Linked DNA regions of Homo sapiens: region 1 is linked to region 2. The links are chromatin loops, found by intact Hi-C in ENCODE. Cell type or tissue: Calu3. All regions are shown on one strand. Each heading gives the region's core, and the rest is flanking DNA. Links, peaks and the distances in the headings are about the cores only.

Region 1 (7,698 bases), core at 1,722-6,721, 200 kb after region 2:
CTAATCAACTGAGCAACAAGAATACACTGAGCTTGGTGTTATCTGCCCCAGGTGATTTCCTGTAAGGAAATGAAGCCACAGACAAAGTGCACAAATATCTTCCTGGCTTCAAGAAACATTAGATCAACTACTCTCAAAAACACATGATGCCTTCGGACAACCCTTCTATTTTTTACTTCTGTAACCAGTTATTTGCAAAAGAAAAAGTAAACTAGAAGAGCTGAATAATTACTAATTACAAACAACTATACATAAGGAAAAAATGAGTTTAAACAAAGCATTTTAAACCATGTAGTCCATTTTTTAAATGTGGAGTTCATGTTATTAGTAACGTGGGGATTACGTTTTACTCTAAAGGCTAATAAGTCTGTCCCTGGTAGACTTAATTAAAAGCACAAAAACAAAAACAGAACCTCTTTTTCTCCCTTTACATAGCTACCTAGGTCAGAGGTTGGAAAATTGTTTTTGTAAAAGTCCAGATAGTTAATATTTTAGGCTTTTGGGCCATGGAGTCTCTGTTGCAACTGCTCACCTCTGCCATTGTAGCATGAAGTCTACCACAGAAAGTAAGTAAATGAGTGAGTGTGGCTGTGCTATAATAAAACTGCCTTTGTAAAACCAGGTGGTAGATTAAATTTGGCCTGAGGGTTATAATTTACCCAATCCCTGATTTAGTCTAAGGTACCTCATTCCAAGATTAGAAAACATAAACAGAGAAGGACCAGTCTTTCCTCATTCTGATGGAAATTACTTATTGATGAAGTCTAAACTGTTGAATACTAACACTCATAGTGAAGAGTAAGTTGAGAAAGAGTAGAGGGAGCAATAATTACAAGATGATGCCTCAACTGGAGCGTATTATAAATAACAACTACAATACAGCCTAAGAAAATAATAAGAAAAGTTACCCTTTAAGACAGGAATCCATCATTTTACTCAATGTCATCTTTTATCAGCAGACTCTCAAACATTATTGGTTCTTTCACATAAATTCCACTTATCTACATATATCAATCTGCTCTAGAGCAAAGCAGGCTTGTTACTTGTTGCTTTCCCCACCATTATGGCAACTTGTGTGCTGAGACAGATAATGCCAATCAGAAAATATCCACAAATTAATTTTTAGATTATTTTTAATTATTCACCCAATTCCTAAGCAAGCTAATTTATTCAAAAGAAAATGTCCATAGTTGAGTTTCAAGTCAAAACAAATTGTCTTGGGGGATCTGTAGTGAAAATCTATGAGATTGTCTTCCCAGAACCAATTTCTGAGAATCAACTTTCACCCATCTATGTGGTTCCCGTGGTACTGATAATCCCACCCCTCAAGCCACTATTAAGTGGTTCTGTATTCATTTGCTAGGGTCATTGCAACAAAGTCTCAAAAGCTGAATGGTTTAAATAGAAATTTGGGTCTCACAGTTTCTAGCGGCTAAAGGAAGGTGTCAGCAAGGTTAGTTCCCTCTGAGTGCTTTGAGGGAGAATCTGTTTCATGTCTCTCTCCTAGTTTTTAGTGGTTTGCTGACAACTTCGGCACTCTTTGCCTTGTAGAAGTTTCATCCAATCTCCACCTTCACGTTCACATGGTGCTCTCCCTGTATACCTGTCTATATCTGTATCCAAATTGTCCTTTTTTACAAACTCATAGTTTTATTGGATTAGGAACCACTCTAATGAACCATCTTAACTTGATAATCTACAAAGACCCAATTTCTTTTTTTTGATATTTTATTTTATTATTTTATGTTTCTGGGATACATGTGCAGGATGTACAGGTTTGTTACATAGGTAAACTTGTGCTATGGTGGTTTGCTGCACCTATCAACCCATCACCTAGGTATTAAGCCCCCCATGCATTAGCTATTTATCCTGATGCTCTCCCTCACCACCTGCTCCCCACCACGACAGGCCCCAGTGTGTGTTGTTCCCCTCCCTGTGTGCATGTGTTCTCACTGTTCAGCTCAAAGACCCAAATTCTTTTTTTTCTTTTTAAATTATACTTCAAGTATATGTGCACAACGTGCAGGTTTGTTACATAGGTATACATGTGCCATGTTGGTTTGCTGCACCCATCAACTCGTCATTTACATTAGGAATTTCTCCTAATGCTATCCCTCCCCCAGCCCCCCATCCTCTGAAAGGCCCTGGTGTGTGATGTTCCCTGCCCTGTGTCCGAGTGTTCTCATTGTTCAGTTCCCACCTATGAGTGAGAACATGCGGTGTTTGGTTTTCTGTCCTTGTGATAGTTTGCTGAGAATGATGGTTGCCAGCTTCATCCATGTCCCTGCAAAGGACATGAACTCATCCTTTTTTATGGCTGCATAGTATTCCATGGTGTATATGTGCCACATTTTCTTAATCAAGTCTACCATTGGTGGACTTTTGGGTTGGTTCCAAGTCTTTGCTATTGTGAATAGTGCCGCAATAAACATATGTGTGCGTGTGTCTTTATATTAGCATGATTTATAATCCTTTGGGTATATACTCAGTAATGGGATCACTGGCAAAGACCCAATTTGTAAGAAAGATCACATTCACAGGTGCTTGGGGTTAGAACATTAGCATCTTTTAGGGGGACGTAATTCAACCCGTAACAGATCTAAGGCTTCACAAGCTGGATAATAAGAGTCCTTTCTGGGGATTTTTAGAAATAGAACTGAGAGAGTCCGGATGGCTAAAGTGGTCATACACAAAATTCAAGTGCTGTTGGCAAACACGTTTTCTAACACACAGAGAAATAGCAGCAGCAATGCATTCATGATGGCATAATTTGAGTTCCTGGTTCCAAATAGGTCTGTGGCCCAGCCTCAAACCCACCTGCCCTTTCCAAGGTTTCCTTTCATTTTATAGGGCTCTGTAACTTTGTGTGTGTAGGGTTTTTTGGTTTTTGGTTTTGGGGTTGTTTGTTTGTTTGTTTTGAGACAGGGCCCTACTCTGCCACCCAGGCTGTAACGCAGTGGCACAATCACAGCTCACTACAGCCTCAACCTCCCTGGGCTCAGGTGATCCTCACACCTCAGCCTCCCAAGTAGTTGGGACTACAGGTGCATGTCACCATGCCTGGCTAATTTTTGCATTTTTTTTTTTGGTCAAGATGGGGTTTCACCATGTTGCTTAGGCTGGTAGTGAATGCCTGGGCTCAAGCAATCCACCTGCCTCAGCCTCCCAAAGTGCTGGGAATACATGCATGAGCCACTGCACCCAGCCAGGACTCTGTAACTTCTAAACAAGAGTACTAACAATTGTGACATCTCTTACAATTAATCTTCAAAAATATGTTCCCCACTGTATTCACTTAAGAGGTTCCATAGAAACACTGGATTTCAAGGAATGCTTCATATTGCTAAAAATTATTACAGAAATTTATTCCACCAAATCTAGAGCTATAACACCCAAGATGATTTTGAATAAATAAATATTCGAATCAACAGAAATGAAAAGTGATCCAGAGACATTAGGAATGTTAAGAATAAAGGAAACAATGTCAATAAGAATTTTGGAGATTAGATAAAGACCATTATAATTTTGGAGTCTAATGACACAAACTTACTTTATTGGTATTACAGAGTCAGTTAGTTTCTCCTTTTCAATTGTTCTGTGCTGAATATAAGTAGTCCTCCCAAGTTTGCTAGATATTTCTTAATATATTTGGCAAATATTTATGTCTGGACATACTTGAAGAACTTGTAGGACAGGAATTCTAGGCTATTATTTATTTGAAAGGTGATAAGTCTACAGGAAAAGAATTCATCCTGAGGGCAAAGAAAATCAAAGGCCAATCAGATAATAGCGGTCACTAATAATTTTCCTCCAGCTAAGCCCCATGAGTCCTGTATACTGTGATGGGTCAAATCGAAAAAGAAGAAGCAACTTTATCCACCAAAATCTCAGTGGGTCATTGAGAGTGCTGATCAACTTCATTGTCACTGTAGGTAACTTTAGCAATAGCAGGATGAGGCAGCTGTTACTTATCCACATTGACCAACAGCAACAACATCAAGCAACCTAAAGAGGATGACGTTAGTAGCTTTAACACTGGTGGCTTTGTAATTGCCACTTTTGGTGTCATCACCATAATGACCTGAAAAGGAAGAAAATGAATCAACCCACATAGAAGTGAAAAGGACTAGTTCCTGATCTTTGTGAGACCACGTTCTAGGGATGTCCAGAACTATTTAAGAGGAATATATGAGGACTGTACTGCTTAAGAAGAAGGAATAGGAAAACAGACAATTCCTACTTTCTGTCATTGTAATCTTATTTTTGTCCCTCGGTTGGTTTAGCTCAGGAAACAAGGGTTGATGAAAAAAAATTTCTAAGGAACAATGAAATAAATGTCTTACATATTTTCAACTATTCTGTAACATTTAACTGCTTATACATTTTGACTATACAATAGCACCATGTTAGCATTTTATTATTTTAAAAAATCACAATAATGTTTCTCAAAGTTTCATCTGAAAAGTGCCACTAGGACACCAGAAAATCTTCAATGGCAGGTTTTGACGTTTTCTTGTTTTTTAATTTCAAAGAAACTATAAGAAAATGCTTTTTTAAATTATAATAAAAATATCTGAATCATAAAACCAGTCTTTCCACTTAAAATGAGCTCATTTTTAGTCATCCAATAAAATATCATGTAACGAAAACTCATTTTAATTCCCCTTAAAACTGCATTTACGTTAGTAAACAACATTTTTTTTCTTACAGAGAAATTGTATCTATAGTATATTATAACACAATGTTGAACACAAGATCTTGCTAACATGTTATACTGGAATTTTATTGTTATAGGATTGAAGGTGCTTTCAAAAACTATCTGGTATAGACTTTAACTTCCAAAATAAAGTCACTAAATTTCAATTTCCAAAGTGAATTCTATAGAACACAAGTGCCACTGTTTTGTTTTGTTTTGTTTTAACATGTTTTGTGTTTTGGGGGTTTTTCAGTACAAAGGATAATTTCCAGGGGCAACTAAGTTTAGGAAATTCTTTGTTAATATTAAACAGGCTCAAAACTGATCTTCTTCAAACAACATATTCTTCTAAAATATCATTTATACTATATAATGTGACTGAATTTCTAGCCTCAGAAGGTTTACATAGGGATTAAATTCACATTTTGAGGAAAATAGCCTTCCTTGTCTGGAAAAATCACGTGGCAGGTGCAGTGTCAAGGACATCCCTGAGGCATAGCCAAAGTCTCCTTCCGCAATTTTCTTCCAAAGCACTGAAAGACATTAACAACTGCCACCACAGAAGGCCTTCTCCAATCCTTATGTGTGAGCTTAATTCTTAATTTTCGTTCAGAGAATTGAATTTAAAATCATATCAATCGATTAACTTACATCTTTTAATTTAAAACAATGTCATATACTATAGTATTACTATTATCATTTTGAGTTGTAAATTATTCAGGAGGGAATTGCTAAAGCCTCCTGGGATTTTTTTTAATAAGTAATTAAATTGCACTAAGACAAAAAATATCTAATCTTTATTTTAAACTACAAAGTGAATCATGACAATAATCTTTGAACAACCAAAGTGCTGTTTGTTGGACAGGTGAAAAATTAGAGAAAATCATTTGTCTTCCATACCATAGAAACATGTTATTTGTAGAGTTAAATATACATTGTCTCAAATGTTCTTTCACTCACTTCCATGCCTCAAAAGCATGACTTTTGTACATAACAACACTCATCAGTTGATTATCAACAACCGCTTACATGAAACCACAGTGCAAAAAATGTGGTTACAAACTACCAAGACAAAAAATGAAAAGAAAAAAACGCTTCCTATTTTTCAGCTTTATAAAAGGTGAAAGGGTGTGGTTAACAAAATAATGTACTTTAAAATAGCCAGAGTAGTGCTGAGACAACTAAACTCATCAAAGTTTGTTTGAGAATATGTTGTAATATCTTTTTAAATGAATATTTTCTAAAATAAGGTGTTTTATTACATGAAGAGTTGAGCCTAGGGCATCACATGTGAGAATTAAAAGTTGCCATATAATTTCTGAAGCCCTCATCCTACCTAGAAGAGCGAAAAGCACCAATCAACTAGAAGAAAAATTACAGTCTGATCAATTGGAAGAGGTAAATTGAGAAAACAGAAAATTCATAGTTAAATTTTGAGCAGATATTTTAAAAAGAAGAAAGGGCTCTAAAGAGAGAAAAGAAGAGAAGAGAAAACAAGAGGAAAAATGCAAAGAGAACAGAAAACTATAATAAAGGGATTAAAAATAGATTTATATCAAATGTGTTTAATTATTTTCCCTTCCCCCCCAAAAACACTATTTTGAAAGGAAAGTTAGCTAACGAATGGAAAATACAAAGTGTGACCACCCAAAAAATACAGAATTGAAACTTTAGTATCACCAAACTAGCTCTTTTGCTTCTCAATAATATGCCATGCCCAGCATCTCTAGTACCTGATCTGCCATTTTATCTGCTATCTGATTCCATGACTCACCTCTTGCTCCTTCTACCACTGCATGGTGGTATCCACAGTGGAGCACACTGGTTTCAGAACACTAGAAGTACAGCTTTAGGAGCAGAAGATTCCTAGTCTACAGGCAGTATAGGGAGAAAACGAGAATTCTGTACTCTCCAGTGTAGTAATTAATTCAGTCAAGGATCATCAACGGATGCTAAAACCTTGAACTCAAAGTATTGCTCCACAGATAGCTTATCAATTAAAAAGTAGAAAGTTTACCTTTACAATGAAGAAGTCTGGCAGTAACTATCCTAATCAAGTGACTAAACTCAGTATCACCGACAATGGAGCAACCTGTCATTCACCTGTGTACTCTTTCTGCCAGAAATACTTTAACCTAAATCTAACTATGAGAAAACAATTAAACAAATACAAAATTTGGAACACTTTTTATTACAAGTGACCTAGACTCTTCAGAAAAAAATAATAGCATGAAAAGCAAAAAAAAAAAAAAAAAAAGAGTGGGAAACTATTCTGTAAAAAGAGATGAAAGATCTCAAACTCAAATGCTATACATAATCCTAGACTGGTTGCTACAAAGAAAAACAATACAGCTATAAGTGACATTTGGTGACAGTTATGGAAATTTAAATATAGAGGTTATATTAGGTGATGGTTTGGATTATTATTATTAGTTTTTTTAGGTACGAAAAGATGTGTTTTTTTAGGTACGAAAAGATGTGTTTTTTAGGAGAATATCCTTAATCATTTTGTAAGCAAATTTCAACTTTAATTTTAGATTCAGGGAGTATGTGTGCAGGTTTGTTACATGGGTAAATTGTGTGATGCTGAGGTTTGGGGTACAATTCACCCCATCACTCAGGTAGTAAGTAGTTAAGTTTTCAAACTTCCACCCCCGGAGTAGTCCCCAGTGTCCATTGTTGCCATCTTTATGTCCATGTGGACCCAATGTTTAGCTCGCACTTATAAATGAGAATAGGCTTTCTCATTTATGGTTTTCTGTTTCTGCATGAATTTGTTTAGGATAATGGCCTGTAGCTGCATCCATATTGCTATAAAGGACATGATTTAGTTATTTTTGTGGTTGCATAGTATTCCATGGTATGTGTGGGTATACATATATGGCATATATACATATATACGTGTGTGTGTATGTGTGTGTGTGTGTATATATATGTACATATATATATGTAATATTTTCTGGCTGGGTGTGGTGGCTCATGCCTGTAATCCCAGCACTTTG
Region 2 (7,698 bases), core at 1,314-6,313:
ATAGTGTTATTAGTGTTTCAAAGTAAGATGAATGAGTATTCGATATTTTTGTACAGTGATTTTTAATAGCATGCTTGTATGTTTAACAAATGTTGTGTTTATAGATACAAAACCTGACTATCCATTTGAATTTTTAAATATTTGTATTCGGACTATCAGTGAGAAGCTTATGTTACCGCACTGTTTTCATAGTATCTCAGACCCAGGCCTAGGTTTTGGTTTGTGCCTCTGTTTTAGTTGGATATTACATTACCCCAGGAAGAAAATGTCTCTGTAGGTAGAAAGAAAGGGAGGAATTTCTATGTTTTATTCATTTCCTCTCCCATATATGAGATGGCATTAGTTTCTACTTTACTACCTCAAACAAATTTGGGTACATGCACAATACTCAAGACAGCATCCTAGGAATTAGTTGAAGGAAATCAATATAAAGTTTTTTTTTTCTTTTTTGGCGGGGAGCAGGGAGAGCTAGTATTTCTTATACCACAGCTCAGTAAAGTAAATATTCTTGCCCCAAGACTTGGACTTAAGACTTAAATCATAGTCACTATGTTCCCATTATTTCTAATTCTAATATATTTTATTTTATGGTTATTTTTCATACTTTTCAAGCCAAGCCCCAAGACTGGAGTCTTACTACCATCAAAAACATGGGAGTTTTGCCCACAGTAAAATTTTCAGCAAGGGGGGAATAATTTTTTTTTCTTTTTCCCTACTGTCTATGCTTTTTTTTTCATTCCTAAACCAAAATTTCAATGATAGAGCTACCCAATATTTTGTGCCTAGCTATTTTCCAAAATGGGACATATTTGATCCTATAAAAAGACATTCTATTTATTCAAAGTGCTTATTTTAAATGTTCCTTCATTCAAGGTGGTATTTTTCTCAGGCATCCTACAGAGAAATTAAGTAAAATTTAATCATGTTCCTATGGCAAAGGAGAAATTCTCCGCTGTTGGCAGAATTGAAATTGTGAGTGTAAAATCACTATTGTATGATGATTGGTGATTCCATTGTTCTCCAGTAGAGGGGTGGAAAAGTTCTTTTTCATAGTCACTTCGTTTATTGACTAGTTAACACAGTCATAAAATCCTTTGGCAAGGAACTGATTTTCTTCCTTTAAAAGTAATCAAGAATCTATGGTTTTAAGTGGGTAAGAGGGGAGGAGAAAGGGTCACTTCCTGGAGGCCTGTCTGGTTAAACTGGTTAGGCAGTCTAATTTTTCCAACAGTAACCAGAGTGTGAAGGTAATGAGGTATCATGGTTCAACGGTTCACGCCCATGGCAGAGAGAGTTTGGACTTTTTCTCATAAGCTCTGTGCATTATTTGCAGGATACATTCAGTCATCTGAATTCAATTGGAAGTTCAGGTCCCAAGTGTGGGAACTATCCTTATATATGAGGTGGGAGGTTTAAATGGAATTTTTCTAAAAAGTCAGTTTAAAATTGAATGTAATTTTTAATTTAAATAATATTTATCATCCCCAGAAGTGTAGCAGCTTCCTAAATTACAAAACAGAAGAATCACACTAAGAAACTCAAAGAGATCACATCACAAATTAAAAAACAAAAACAAACAAACAAAAAGAACCTCAAGAACAGAGACTCTTGAGTCTTGAGTTGAGAGCCACCTTTACAGGGCAGGTAAATGGCTACTGGAAGACAACAGAGCTAGAATTTCCACTCTTCCTTTCCATTAGTAGGTGCCAGTCTCCCATATACTCCTAACACAGACAATATGTGTAAAGGCTCATTCTTATGAGTTTTTAGTGTGTAACGGAGTGTTTTATTGTCTCATTCTTGTCAGTTCTTAGTGTGTAACAGAGGTAGCCTGTCTCTTCTGCCCACAGATCTCTCAAGGTGTACAAAAGTGCCCCATTTCCCCCCCATCCCACCCATATTTAAGATAAACAAGCTCCTTCTATAGCCCTTCGGGGGTCTACTTGTCATTAAGTGCTCTCTCCCCAGTGCTACTGGAGTTTGTCATCCAGGGTATGATGGTTCACAGGGGGCTTCCAGAAACCCAGATCAGAGTAGGATTCTGCTGTTATGTTGGGACAGCCAGAACTACTAATAGGTCTCCAAGAAGGGGTATAAAGATGGATTTTCTAATCAAGTTGCTCTAGGCATTCATAAGAGGACCTTCGATGCAGCCCTTTTCTGGAGTCAGTGATCCTAGAAACTCTGAAACTACTGACGATATCAGAATTAACTTAGGGATAGGACTCAAGTATTAGAAGTGTCCCACTACCCGAGCTCTGCCCGTCTTTCCCTTCTCTCCCCAACCCCTCCCCCTCTTTTCAATAACAACAAAAAAACAAAATTGACAAAAACTTTCAATTCTCCTCAGAATCCAGCTCCTCTCTTTCATTCCAACACAAAAGAGATCATGCTATTTCTCATCACCAATATTAGAACTTAAGGGCCCCTCAGGATGTACCCAGGCCATAGAACATCGAAGACCTGTACATTCTTTAGAAGAGCAAGAAGGATGCATGCCATTTCTTTTGGCCAATAACTCCCTTTTCATCTACCTCCTTTGATGCAAGATACTCAGGGAGACTTCTTGGTACGGAAATGAAAACAAAACTCTAGTTAAGGTCTCAGCAAGTCACCCTCCTAGCTTAAGTTTTTGAGAAGATGCATGTGACAGGGAAGGAGAGTTGCATCTGAAGAGAATCAAAATCCCCTCTTCCTTCAAAAAGGAAGAAAGGATAAAAGAAAGTGGAGAGGATAGATGGAGGGAGAAAGGGAAAGAAAAAGAGAAAGGAAGACAGAGAGGTAGAAAAAAGAAAAGAAAAAAGAAAGAAAAAAAGAAAAATAAAGAAGGGCTCTCAAGGGAGGAAAAAAGGAAAAGTGAAAAGAAGAATAAAATTTTAATTATGTGACAAAATATTTGAAAAAGCAACTCTCTAAGTTATTGACATTTTTATAGTGGTGATGTGATGGACAAGGCTTGTCATAAAACGTTAAGGTGACACTATAAGTTTCAAAATAATAAAAGGGTGCTCTTGCTGAAGCATGTGATAAGCCCCATACCCATGAGCTGTAAAAGAGTACATTAAACCTGGTCACCCTGCCCAGGCATTATAGGATTGCACACCCAGGACTGTTCTAGTGATGACGAGGTTGTTGAAACTCTGCCAGCTGACTTTTGAACATGGTGCCTGTGTAACCTAATTCCTTATTCATTAAACAGTCTGCTCCCTCACAAGCAGTTTGTGTGCCCATTATCTTGATGGGACCCATGCAGGATTGCCTCTGTCTTCACACTTGAGTTTGCAAGATCCCTGATGACAACATGGATTCCTACCACACAAGAAAACAAAGCAAATTTATTGAACTCCCAATTGAAAACAGTAGCAAATCAAGCTTGCTTAACCAAAATATTTCTCATAGAAGATTAGGTTATCATTTTTAGGGTGATGCTCATGAATATTAATTTCTCAACAAGGACTGACTAGGAATCCCCCAGTTCCCTAATGGAAATTAGCAATTCTCCAAACCAGCAGAAACTTATGTGGTCAACCATTTCAGTTTGCCAGGGACTAAGGGATCACCTAGGATGTGGGACTTTTAGTACTAAAACTGGGGAAGTCCCAGGCAAACCAGACAAGCTGGTCACCCCTAGGGAAACTCCCATTACTCACCATTCTCCTTTCGGCTTCCTCAGACTTGCAGCTCACAGGCTATCCTCAGAGTTCTCTAGGACTGAGCTTCTACTTTGATTTTCACAAACATCTATTTATGTAACCTGCCCCTCCACTGGACACAAGGGCGGAGAGATGTCTCAATCATTTTTATGTTCCAACCTCTGGCTTAGAAGAGCTTGCTGAACTGAGATAGCCAAACAACTGAGTTGATCTTCTGCTGAATGTCAACTGAATGGGGACTGTGATACCCTCAGGTAAGAACTGTATTTTCTGCACAGTGTACACACTCCCTGCCTCCCTAAATTAAACTTAGCTTGGAAAGGACTAGAATCTCTTTTAAAGCTTCACTTTCTCACATTAAACTATGTGGTTTTCTGAAGACTCTTTCATACACTGGCATAGAATGCAGTTCAGGAGTCAGACTAACCTAGATTCAAACCCAGGCTCCACAATTCACCATCTCTGTGACCTTAAACAAGTCATCTAACATCTCTGTACATTACTTTCCTCACATATGTCTTTCATCGTGCTGTTGGGAAGACCAAATGAGACACCTATATGTAGACTGCTTAGCTCTTAGCTTTATGGTAAGAACCAACATATGGTAGTTATCATTATTCTACTTGGAGTTTTCTTTCTAAGCACCAAGGGAGCAAAGATGAGACTAGTTGGAAAACAATACGTTTAATAAGATATCCCAAGTTTTTTTTTTTAAGCCCGGAGGCTCTACCATCATGTATTTTTTTTATTTTTTACACCAAACTTGCACTTTTATAATTATGATAATCTGTCTATGCCTATAATGAGCACAGTACTATAACCTAAGGCAAAAATCACCAGCAACTCTACTATGTACACGGCAGGGAAGGGGGAAAGCCTCATCTCCCCACCCTACCCCCCATTTTATTACTTAAACTTCCCATTATGTGAGCCATTTATTCAATTTTTACTGAACTTTTCACAAACCAGAAAGCCACTGGAGTTGGTCCAACCACTATAAAATTTTACTGCTCTTTGTTATTGCATAATAATTCCTAAGAGTTAACATTTTACTTTTCTTCTAAAATAAGGGATTTGCTTAAAGCAAGAAATCTCATTATTACTACTAATGATACTAAACCCAGTACATTATTGCTCTACTAAGAACTGATAAATTATCAGAACAAAGTTTAAAGTTTGTTCTTTATATTATAAGAGAAAATATTATATTTTCTCTTTCTCCTTCCCCTTCTCTTCTTCCTCCTCTTTCTCCTTATTTCTAATTACATATTTATGTTTATGTACCCAAGGAGTATGTCATTCTCTGAGGATGCAAATTGAAACAACACAGAAATAATACTTATTCAATCATAAGTGCTTAACGTGCTTTATAATGATGTCTCTTTCAAAATGCTCCGTTTAAGTCTGTTTATGAGATGCTGCCACAATAGGTATTTCTGATAAAATACCGCATATACATTCCCCAGAACAACACATCCTGCAAAAGCATGCACTAAAAATAATGCAGCTTATATAAAATAAAGAGTTAAGAGAAAACCACTCAACACTCATGCAATTTTGAGAATTCTGAGAAGGTGGTGGTAATGGTATAGTTTTTGAAGCCCCCTAAATAAATCTTTCTTCAAAATAAAAAGCAATTAAGATCCCAAAACATATACAACAAAATCAGATGACAAGATATCCTCTGAATTCCAAAATCCAAACAGGAGAAGACAAAATACCATATATATTCACAATCTTATGACAAAATGAAGTTTGTAAGAAATATATATATAGTATATAATTATATTTGCTGTGACAATATACCTATATTACAACTATAAAAATGGCAGAATGGGGACGCTATCAGAAAAGTAGAATAATCTTGATGATTATCTTATAGTTACTAAAATAAATCCAATTATTTTAATACTGATTAAATTGATGCAGAATACTAGCTAATATCAATATATCTCATAGAATGGACTCAATAGACAACAAAGGCAGGGGCAGAACAGGAATGGGTAATTTTTTTAATGTTAGCATAAAAATTAAAACAAAAGAGCAAGCCTTTATTAATACCAAAAATATATACTTTAAAAATAGAAGAAACAAATAAAATGAACCACCTAGAGAAAGACACATTCTTCAGTGAAAAAGGGAGAGCAGAGAAAATTGTGTAGTATGTGCAATATTTTAATTTAATTGTTTCTGACAACCTTGAGAACCAGGATTCTCAGGAACCAAAAAAAAAAGAAGACATAAGTGAAAGATAGAAGAAGTTAAATTTAAAAAACTTGTGCGCCTAAATTTGAACTGGAAGTGTCAGTAGGAATCATAATATAGCTTATCTTTTTAAAAGATATATTTCTTAAAATATGTATATTATGTGTATATGTATATATACATAAATGCATACACATACATACATACATGATATACATAGATCCATTAGCATTCCTATGTCTGGATTATAATTTCTAATACCATTCTCGAAAAACTAAAAGGACTGGGATAGAAAATATACAAGATGAGTCTGCAGCATCTTGTCAAACCGGATAGCAAGGAAACTATCATATACTACAAGGTTCATATCAGCAGGATGCAAGAGTCAACTTGAAGAAACTCCTGTTCCATTTCACAAAAACTGGGACAATTTGAGCGTTAATAATTTTACAAAAGGCAAAAAGTTTAACAAAAAATATGTTTGAATTCATGGGGCATAATTATACTTACAAAAACATATACTTGGTGACCACTGGGTAAAAAAAGGCAAAAAATAAAAAAAAAATCAAGCCTTTATCCAGGATTCCATATGTGAATTGAATTACTATATAATCAATAAGGAAAATTTCACTTATAAAAATGTTTCAGGTAATAAGTGAAGAAGAAATCATAGAATTAGAATATCACAATTTTGCAAATTGTAGTGAATTAATGGTTCATTAATTGAACATCAGTAGCTGCTGAGATCACCAAAAGAGAGTCAACTAAACATCTCATGCCTGATGATAGAAAAAGCACAGAATCAGGCCAGGTGCAGTGGTTCATGCCAGTAATCCCAGCACTTTGGGAGGCAGTGGCAGGGGATCACTTGAGGCCAGGAGTTCAAGACCAGCCTGGACAACGTAGCAAGATCGTGTCTATATTAAAAAATTAAAAATTAGCTTAGTGTGGTGGTGAGAACCTGTAATCCCAGTTACTCAGGAGACAGGGGCAAGAGGATCCCTTGAGTTCAGGAGTTCAAGGCTACAGTGAGCTATGATTGCACCATTGCATTCCAGTCTAGGCAACAGAGAGAGACCTTGTTTTGGAAAGTAGAAAGAAAAGGAAAGGGAAAGAAAGGGAAAGGAAAAGGGAAGGAGGAGAGGAGAGGAGAGGAGAGGAGAGGAAGGAAGGAAGTTCATAGCATCACTATGAAGTAGTCACATCAAAAAAAAGTATCTAACCTGAATTTAATCAAGCTCATATATGCAACTACCAACTTGCAAGAAAGATGTAATGCTTGTTATACGAAAGATGTAGAAACTTGTTAATATACTCTGCAGGCATACAATCAGCACAATCAAGACTGTGGGAAACATTGCAAGACAAATAACCCAGTTTGTTCTACAAAGAAACCAGAAGGGGTAAAAAGGATGGAGAGAGAATCTACAATTTAGTAAACATTTAAAAGACATATCAACCAATCACACTGTGTGGCTTTGGCTTCCATTTTAATTTTTAGAAAAAGAATCATAAAATAAATTATGGCATTGATAATATAATCGAAAACTTGAACACTTACTGGATATGAATATTTTATGATATTAAGGAATTATTTTAATTTCTGGCTTTGATGATGGTATTGTGATTATAATAACAACAAGCCTTTATCTTTTAAAGATACATACTTAATACTTTATTTTATGAATAAAATCATATCATGTCCAGGACTTGCTTCAAAATAATATGGGAGGTGAAGTAGATAGGGAATTAGATGAAAATTTATTGTCTATGCGTGGATAATTGTTGACCCCAGGTGATAAGTAATGGCAGTCAATTATACAATTCTACCAACTTTTAT

What was found. A loop is a pair of places that touch in the nucleus more often than their neighbours do. Peaks named below come from ENCODE experiments on the same cell type or tissue, not always from the same donor. Only the 100,000 strongest peaks of a DNase experiment are listed, where the experiment ranks them.
Region 1: it touches region 2 in a loop (2.7-fold over the local background); 7 of 110 quality-filtered maps call a loop at or near these places.

What each region holds. Positions count from the first base shown.
Region 1 is chr12:89,759,005-89,766,702 of GRCh38, reverse strand. The region is part of intron 2 of LOC107984543 (a long non-coding RNA gene); the gene reads right to left. Among named protein-coding and RNA genes, the nearest start is that of ATP2B1-AS1, 54 kb to the right of the region's middle. RefSeq lists a silencer at 548-607. In Calu3, for the core only: no CTCF peak of the experiment used is centred there; no DNase peak of the experiment used is centred there.
Region 2 is chr12:89,956,283-89,963,980 of GRCh38, reverse strand. All of the region lies in intron 6 of LOC105369890 (a long non-coding RNA gene), which reads right to left. Among named protein-coding and RNA genes, the nearest start is that of LINC02399, 12 kb to the right of the region's middle. RefSeq lists an enhancer at 3,521-3,750. In Calu3, for the core only: no CTCF peak of the experiment used is centred there; DNase peaks (open chromatin) are centred at 3,140 and 3,630.